Regions from separate parts of the Homo sapiens genome. Here region 1 is linked to region 2. Evidence: read pairs that join two places in POLR2A ChIA-PET (ENCODE). Cell type or tissue: CD4-positive, alpha-beta T cell. All regions are shown on one strand. Links, peaks and the distances in the headings refer to the core of each region. The heading gives the core; the rest is flanking DNA. Region 1 overlaps TEX2 (testis expressed 2). Region 2 has its middle 16 kb from the start of PECAM1.

What was found. ChIA-PET counts read pairs that join two places held together with the same protein. Peaks named below come from ENCODE experiments on the same cell type or tissue, not always from the same donor. Only the 100,000 strongest peaks of a DNase experiment are listed, where the experiment ranks them.
Region 1: POLR2A ChIA-PET joins it to region 2 with 6 read pairs; 4 of 35 experiments call an interaction of 5 or more read pairs at or near these places.

The regions. Positions count from the first base shown.
Region 1 is chr17:64,224,573-64,228,964 of GRCh38, forward strand. The region is part of intron 1 of TEX2 (testis expressed 2); the gene reads right to left. Among named protein-coding and RNA genes, the nearest start is that of TEX2, 36 kb to the right of the region's middle. In CD4-positive, alpha-beta T cell, for the core only: no CTCF peak of the experiment used is centred there; no DNase peak of the experiment used is centred there.
Region 2 is chr17:64,404,745-64,409,136 of GRCh38, forward strand. No RefSeq gene overlaps it. Among named protein-coding and RNA genes, the nearest start is that of PECAM1, 16 kb to the left of the region's middle. RefSeq lists enhancers at 1-33, 144-223. In CD4-positive, alpha-beta T cell, for the core only: no CTCF peak of the experiment used is centred there; a DNase peak (open chromatin) is centred at 2,267.

The DNA of each region.
Region 1 (4,392 bases), core at 180-4,179, 180 kb before region 2:
CTTGGAAATCCTTTCCCATTAGTTGTTAGGTTCCCAGGCCCCTACTCACCATCTCTTCCGACCCAGCAGGGTCCTGCACCACCACCAACACAGCACAGGGTTTAGACGAAGAAACTAGCAGGCCCACTCCCTTCCACCACCGCATAGACCTTTTACCTGCCATGAAGAAAGCCCACTCTGGGAAGAGTGCCACATCCCAGAGGAAAGGGGGGTTCGAAAGCATCAATACAATTAGAATTTTGCTTTATAGATTGCTAGATGGCTCAAATAACAAAATCAAATTCAATTCACAGTAACTCATTGAAAACCAGGTCATGCGTTCAGCACAACCATACAAGGCCTGTGGAGGTTTATAAAAAATAATAATGGGGGCATCTACAGGGGAAAACTCAAGGAGACAACACATAGACATCAGAAAATGACATCAATATGGGGTCACAGAAACCCTAGAATAAGTAATGATAACTCAGGACAGGTGTGTCCTAAACAGATGGTACTTATCAAGTAAAGAAGTCTGGGAATAACTTTTTTTTTTTTAAAGCAGAAAAGTCATCTATGTGTCTTAGAAGGAGGATATGCAGAGAAGAGAATATTGCAGGCTGGGCACAGTGGCTCAAGCCTGTAATTCCAACACTCTGAGAAGCCGAGGCGGGAGGAATGCTTGAGTCCAGGGGTTCGAGACCAGCCTGGACAATACAGCGAGACACTATCTCTATTTAAAAACAACAAAAAAAGAATATTGTGGATATGAAGCAACAGCACATGGAAGGGCATTGAGATGGGAACAAGGCAGCTACACAAGAGGGACGTTAACTGCTACCTGAAGCTGAGGGGTGGTGCTAGGGGTGAGGAAAGAATATTAATATTTGAGTTCAGGAGCAGGCAATCAATTGTTCCAAACCTCTAAATGTGCTTGAATTTATATTTAAATCTTAAAAAGAAAACCTTTCCATGTACTTTTCACCAATCATTCCTAAACCGTAGGCTCTTGAGAAATCTGAAAACCAGGAGTAAGCATTTTTCTTCAGAGGAATGAATGCCTGGAAGCCAAGAGAGTATGGTGCCGAAAGCCCAAGATATGAGAATAGTGTGTTGTGGCTGTGGTCACAAAACAACACATTTTTCTTTTCTTTTCTTTTTTTTTGTTTGTTTTTTGTTTTTTTGAGACAGAGTCTCGATCTGTCACCCAGGCTGGAGTGCAGTGGCAAGATTTCAGCTCACTCCAACCTCTACCTCCCGGGTTCAAGCCATTCTCTTGCCTCAGCCTCCCAAGTAGCTGGGATTACAGGTGTATGCCACCACAACCAGCTAATTTTTGTATTTTTAGTAGAAACAGAAATTCGCCATGTTGGCCAGGCTGGTCTTGAACTCCTGGCCTCAGGTGATCTGCCTGCCTTGGCTTCCCAAAGTGCTGGGATTACAGGCGGAAGCCACCATGCCTAGCCAAAACAACACATTTTCAAAAGCTGATGCTCATGGGGTAACATGTTAACAACAATGTACCTTTGGGAAAGGGTTTAAGATTCCATTTTTACTTTTGCATCCATTTTAAAGTTTGAAACTATGTCCAAATTAAAAACAAAAGCAGCATTCCTAACCACTGTTTGGCTTTGGGGATATCATGAGAGCTGCTCCCCTCCCGTCCCTATTGGTTCTACCAGTTGGGATTATCAAGCAGGGTTCCAGGCAGTAAGAGGAGAGAGCTGAAGTTGTACCATTCCTTAAATTCTCAAGCTTCATTTTGAAATAATGACAGATTCTCAGGAAGTTGCCAAAGTAGTACAGAGAGGTTCCATGTACTTTTCACCAATCATTTCTAAAATTTTAAAGGCAAATCTTGTAAGTCAGATAAATTCCAAGTGGTTAAGAAATCATGTTTTTAACTTTCATGCAATGTAAGAAAAATGCATTCCACCTGGCAGAGTAAAACTTCCCCTTAGAAGGACTTACAGTCTTTCTTAAGGTCTTTCTTTAATGGTCAAATTTAGGAAGGCATCTTCAATAGGTATCTCCCAAGTACATGAACAGGCACTTCACCCAAAAGTTCAAATGGCCAAGAAACAAATAAAAAACTCAACCTTACTAAAAATAATACAGAATTGGAAACAAACCGATGAAATAATTTCTCTCAATGATTAAAACATGTATGATGCTGGCAAGGGCACAATGAGACAAACCCTCTCTTGCACTAAGGCTGGAACATAATTAGCAAAAACTTTGCTGAAAACTGGTATTAGAAACTAGAAAATTAGTAAAAACTTTTCTGTAGTATAAAAGTAGTATAAAAAATAATAAAATATTTATAAAAAATAATGGGTGCATCCACAGGGAAAACTCAAGGAGACAACACATAGACATCAGAAAATGACATCAGGCTGGGCACGGGGGCTCACGCCTGTAATCCCAGCTCTTTGGGAGGTCGAGGCAGGCAGATCACAAGGTCAAGAGATCGAGACCATCTGGGCCAACATGGTGAAACCCCGCCTCTACTGAAAATACAAAAATTAGCTGGGCGTGGCGGTGCGCGCCTGTAGTCCCAGCTACTCGGGAGGGTGAGGCAGGAGAATTACTTGAACCCTGGAGGCGGAGGTTACAGTGAGCTGAGATCCTGCCACTGCACTCCAGCCTGGTGACAGAGTGAGACTCCGTATCAAAAAAAAAAAAAAAGAAAATGACATCAATATGGGGGCAAAAAATCCCTAGAATAAGTAATGAAAACTCAGGACAGGTATGTCCTAAACAGATGGTACTCATCAAGTAAGTACTCATCAAGCTGACACCAATGTACAAATGTCTGCACTGGGCAAAAAAAAGGAGAGGGTAGCATTAATTCTCATTTTCTCCATATAACAGGTTTAACAGTAATTGTTATTTGCTAATTTCAGGTATTTCCAAATACTTTTGTGATCTGGAAAAAAAATTATATGTAAACACATGTCAATCTTTTAAAAATTATTATAATCATTATCTTCAGAATATAAAATTGCCCTAGCCAATCCTCCGTGCCTTACCCACAAGAAAACTAAGGCAGAAAGACTCATTTTTATTAAATGAGGACACACTGTATGTATGTATGTAATCTGCTTTTATACTCAAGATTACACACTGAAGTAATCTATCATTAGCAAGGCCTTTAGTTTGAGTTCCACCAACTTGGTAGCAGTCTGGCCCTCTGGCAAATCATTTACCCTAACCAAGCCTAAGCTTCTTTTCATCTGTAAAATGGGAATGGCAACTGACTGTTCAGAAGATTAAACGAAACAACTTAAGCAAAGCACTGAGCATGATCCCTGGCACAGAGCAGCCCTCCCTAATTGTTTACTGTTCTTATAAGCATTTTCTCAAATCAAAGATTATTTCATGCATGATTTTTAATCGCTGTATAGGATGAATATTCCATAATGTAATTCAAGAATACCACTTGAATTTCTTATTACAAACAAGACTGCAATGCTGCACATGATGCTATAGATAAACCTTTGACTAGCTATAGATAAACCTTTGACTGCCCTCTGGTTATTTCCTTAGGAAATATTTCTAGAAGTGAAATGAGAGAGTTGAACCATATGTATACATCTTCACTTCAATAAAAAATATATAATTTCAAACTCATTGAAAAAAACTTCAAAAACAGATGTAGAGGAAAAGTGAAATTTTCTCCTCCTCCCTGCAAAATCAGCTTCATGGAAGACAATTTTTCCACGGACCAGAGGCAGCGGGGTATGGTTTCGGGATGATTCAAGTATACTGCATTTATTGTGCATTTCATTTCTATTGTTATTACATTGTATATAATGACACAATTCTACAACTCACAATAATGTAGAATCAGTGGAAGCCCTGAGCTTGTTTTCCTGCAACTAGACAGTCCTATCTGGGGGTGCTGGGAGACAGTGACAGATCATCAAGCATTAGATTCTCATAAGGAGGAGCAACCTAGATCCCTCGCATGCGCAGTTCACAGTAGGGTTTACACTCCTATGAGAATCTGTGCCGCTACTGATGTGACAGGAGGTGGAGCTCAGGCAGTCATGCGAGGGATGGAAAGGGGCTGTAAATACAGATGAAGCTTTGCTCACTCACCCACAGCTCACCTCCTGGTGTGCAGCCTGGTTCCTAGCAGGCCATGGACCGCTCCTGGTCTGTGGCCCGGGGATTGGGGACCCCTGGTTTAGAACGTATCTTTCCAGACCTTTCATAGGCATTTTGTGTGCATACAAAAGGTAGTGCGCACAAATAAAGTTGTTTTTGTTTTTACTTTTAAATGAGATCATATTATACAAATTGTTTTGCATTTGTTTTTTACTTACTATTTCTTGGACCACCTCCTATGGCCTATACCTATGGACTGACAGGTACACACACACACACACACACACACACACACACACA
Region 2 (4,392 bases), core at 169-4,168:
TTAGCCAGGCGTGGTGGCATGCGCCTGTAGTTTCAGCTACTCAGAGGGCTGAGGCAAGAGAATCGAGTAAACCTGGGAGGCGGAAGTTGCAGCGAGCCGAGATTGCACCACCACACTCCAGCCTGGGCCACAGAGCGAGACTCTGTCAAAAAAAGAAAAAAGAAAAAGCCAGCTGAGAGAGAGGGAGGTGATTCCTAAAGCTGCGGAGTCTCCTCTGGGCCCACCTGAGGCAAACCCAGCCTCCACCAAGAGGCAAGTTTTGTGTCAGTTCCCAAGAACTCCAGAAGCCATGTGGGCCACTCCTTCTTCTTTTAGGGGGAGAATGTAGCTGTCAAATATCTCTTCATCTTATTAATAAAGCTAACAAGGAGCCAAGTATTTGTCAAAACCAATGCCAGGGGTCAGAGCAGTGTCCCGCTGATTGCCACAGCTGAAGACAAAGGAAAAGGAAGGAAGACTGTCATCGTCAATGTGGTTGCCATTGCAAAGGTGGCTAGGTGGCCTCTGTCACTGTGGGCTGGGAATCATAGCTCTAGTCTGATGCTAAAAAGGACCATGCAACTGTTCATGGAGCGCACAAATGACTGCCCAGACAACATAAAAAAACAGCATCTGGCCGGGCACGGTGGCTCACACCTGTAATCCCAACACTTTGGGAGGCTGAGGTGGCCGGATCACTTGAGATCAGGAGTTCGAGACCAGCCTGACCAACATGGTGAAACCCCATGTCTACTAAAAATACAAAAATTAGCCGTGCGTGGTGGCACAAGCCTGTAGTCGCAGCTATTCAAGAGGCTGAATCACTTGAACCCAGGAGGCGGAGGTTGCAGTGAGCCAAGATTGCACCACTGCACTCCAGCCTGGGTGACGGAGGGAGACTCCGTCTCAAAAAAAAAAAGGTGTCTGTGTTCCCACTGTGGAAACCTAAGCAGATTGGCTGGACAAACTTTAGAATGACAGGGACCCCAAAAACAGAAAGAAAAGCAAAATGCAGCCTAGTCTATCCCCAGGGGCGGTGGGGTCGTCTGGGGACAACAGAAGGATGAAGGCCCAGGATGAGGCAGAAAGGAGCTGATCTGGGGGTGAGGGAAACAGGGAGAGACTGACTGGTTGACTTTGGGAGGGGTGTCAGGGACGCTGGGGCCACTACCATGACTCTGAGGGAGACACAAGTTTTTCATGGGTTTTTCTCTGTGCAGAGTGGTGTAAGTCTGCTCTCACATCTCCCTTCCAGCAACCTTCAAGCAACCTCTAGTAGAGATTTGAAGTGGGATTTCTTTCTTTTCTTTTTTCTTTTTTTTTTTTTTTTTGAGATAGGGTCTGGATCTGTCACCCAGGTTGGAGTGCAGTGGCACAATCTTGGCTCACTGCAACCTCCACCTCCTGGGTTTAGGCGATTCTCGTGCCTCAGCCTCCCGAGTAGCTGGGATTACAGGCATACACCACCATGCCCAGCTAATTTTTTGTATTTTTAGTAGAGATGGGGTTTTGCCATGTTGGCCAGGCTGGTCTCGAACTCCTGACCTCAAGTGATCCACCCACCTTGGCCTCCCAAAAAAGTGCTGGGATTACAGGCCTGAGCCACTGCCCCCGGCCTTAGAGTGGGGTTTCTGTTCTCATTTGACTGTGTCATGGTTCTGAGACGAATCCTCAGGTGAGAAAGCAACGGGCCTGGCTTCCTTGGGCTCCTCAGCCATGGCCCTCCCAGAGCCCACCATGCCTGGAGGACCCAGCATGGGCCACAGACATGCACCTTCATTCTCACAAGTTCATCCGAGAGGAGGAGGAAGGAAAAGCCAAGGAAACCCAAAAGGCAGGTTAGAGAAAGAAGTCACTCTGTGTCCGCAAAGAGCTCCCCTCCCCTGGCCCTGTGCCCTTCACTCTCTATAGGTCAAGGTTTTGCTGGACTGTTTCCAGTGTTTGAGCCTGAATCCACCACGCCGGGGCTCCCTGATGCACTAATCCGGTGTTCAAAGAAGGGAAGGGCTGTGTGGCCCTGAACCTGTGCCTACACAGCAGAAAGAATTCCAACCTTTCCTTATCAGACATAAAGTGGATCTACAAAGGGTCACATTAGAGAGTTTTCCTTTTTAAATGGCTCTACAAATGTTCTGAGGTAGGCGGCGGAACTCAACTCCAAAGGTAGGGCTTGGACACTGGACCAAATTGAAGACTAGCTAAACAGGGACTGAGAGAAAGCAGCTTTCCATAAGACACGCCCACCAGTGTGCCGTGTCAGTTTACCGTTACCATGACAACACCGGAAGTTACCACCCCTTTCCATGGCAATGACCTGACAACCCAGAAGTTACCACCCTTTTTCTAGAAATTTCTGTATAGTCTGGCCCTTAATTTGCATATAACTAGATGGGCACACATATGATGCAGAACTGCCCTGAGCTGGTGCTCTGGGCACACTGCCTATAGGGTAGCCCTGCTCCACAAGGAGCAGTCTGTCTGCTGCTGCTGTGCACTGCCGCTTCAATAAAAGTTGCTGTCTAACACCACCGGCTCCCCTAGCTTGCCCTTGAATTCTTTCCTGGGCAAAGCCAAGAACCCTGCCAGGCTAAGCCCCAATTCTGGAGTTCACCTGCCCTGCATCAGTTGCACGTAGCACAGTTTCATTAGTTTGGCCTTGAGGGGCCAAGAGCAATCCTGCTTTGCACCACCCACCATGAAAGGGAGCAGGAGCTGGCGGGGTGCGGTGGCTCACGCCTGTAATCCCAGCACTTTGGGAGGACGAGGCGGGAGGATCACCTGAGGTCAGGAGTTCGAGACCAGCTTGGTCCAACATGATGAAACACCATCTCTACTAAAATTACAAAAATTAGCCAGGCATGGTGGCAGGCACCTGTAATCCCAGCTACTAGGGAGGCTGAGGCAGGAGAATCACTTGAACCCAGGAGGCAGAGGTTGCAGTGAGCCAAGATCACACCACTGCACTCCAGCCTGGGTGACAGAGCGAGACTCCATCTCAAAAAAAAAAAAAGAAAAGAAAAGAAAAAAGAAAGGGAGGATGAGCTGCCCTGGGGGAGGTTTGTGGACTTCTGAACTCATGTGAGCCAAGTCTACCAAGCCTCAGCTCACCAGCCTGTAGATTGCTCCTCATAAGGCCACTGCGGGCCTCAATATCATAAAACTCTATAGGGATATGGGTCACGTTAAGTATTGTCCTTTGACCTCATATCAAATGAACAAGCATCAGGAAAAATTGTGAAAGGGTTTGAAATAGGCCTAAAACATTCCTGGGTGTCTTCAACAAAAAGTAGAGGCAATCTAGCACATTCTTCCAGCTTATCTGACTCTTTGAGGTTTCTGTGCCTTTCATTGTCTTTGAGATATCTTATAATTTTCCAGGTTGTCCAGAGAAATGCAAGTTGTGACCAGTGGGGATGATGCAGTTGATAATTCCCCTAATGATATTGAGCAATTTTGCATCTTTTGTTTTGAGGCGGAGTTTCGCTCTTGTCCAGGCTGGAGTGCAATGGCACAATCTCGGCTCACTGCAACCTCCGCCTCCTGGGTTCAAGTGATTCTCATGCCTCAGCCTCCCGAGTAGCTGGGAGTACAGGCATGCACCACCACGCCCAGCTAATTTTGTATGTTTTGGTAGAGACGGGGTTTCTTCATGTTGGTCAGGCTGGTCTCAAACTCCCGACCTCAGGTGATCCACCCGCCTCAGCCTCCCAAAGTGCTGGGATTATAGCCGTGAGCCACCGCACCCAACCAGTTTTACATCTTTTAAGCCAACTCATTTTAGCATCCCTGATGGTAGATATCTGCATATCTAATGATCAATTGGTCAATCAATCTAATCATATATACATATCCTCTTTGATTCTCCTTTGAGTAAGTTATAGCATTTCACTGGTTCACTCATTAATTGATAAGTTAAATAAAATATTTGACACATGTTCATATTATATTTGCATGAGAGTTATGATTTTACTCCTAAAAATTATAAGACTCCGCTATGGAGCTTTTATTTAAATAATAATAACTAATATTTATTGAGTGCTTACATATTTCTCACGTTTCCTTTAATCCTATGAGTCAGTTACTGTTATTACCCTCTTTTTACAAGAGAGAAACAAGACTCTCAGAGAGGTTAGTACTCTTGTCCACGATCCCACAGCTGAAGTGGTGATGCTGGCTGCCTGCCTTCAGCCCTGAGCCCTAATTCCTCACACAGGGCCTCTGGAAGAAAAACATTTCAGGGCCCGGTGCGGTGGCTCACACCTGTAATCCCAGCACTTTGAGAGGCCAAGGCAGGTGGATCGCCTGAGGTCAGGAGTTTGAGACTAGCCTGGCTAACATGATGAAACCCCATCTCTACTAAAAATACAAAAAATTAGCTGAGCATAGTGGTGCACGCCTGTAATCCCAGCTACT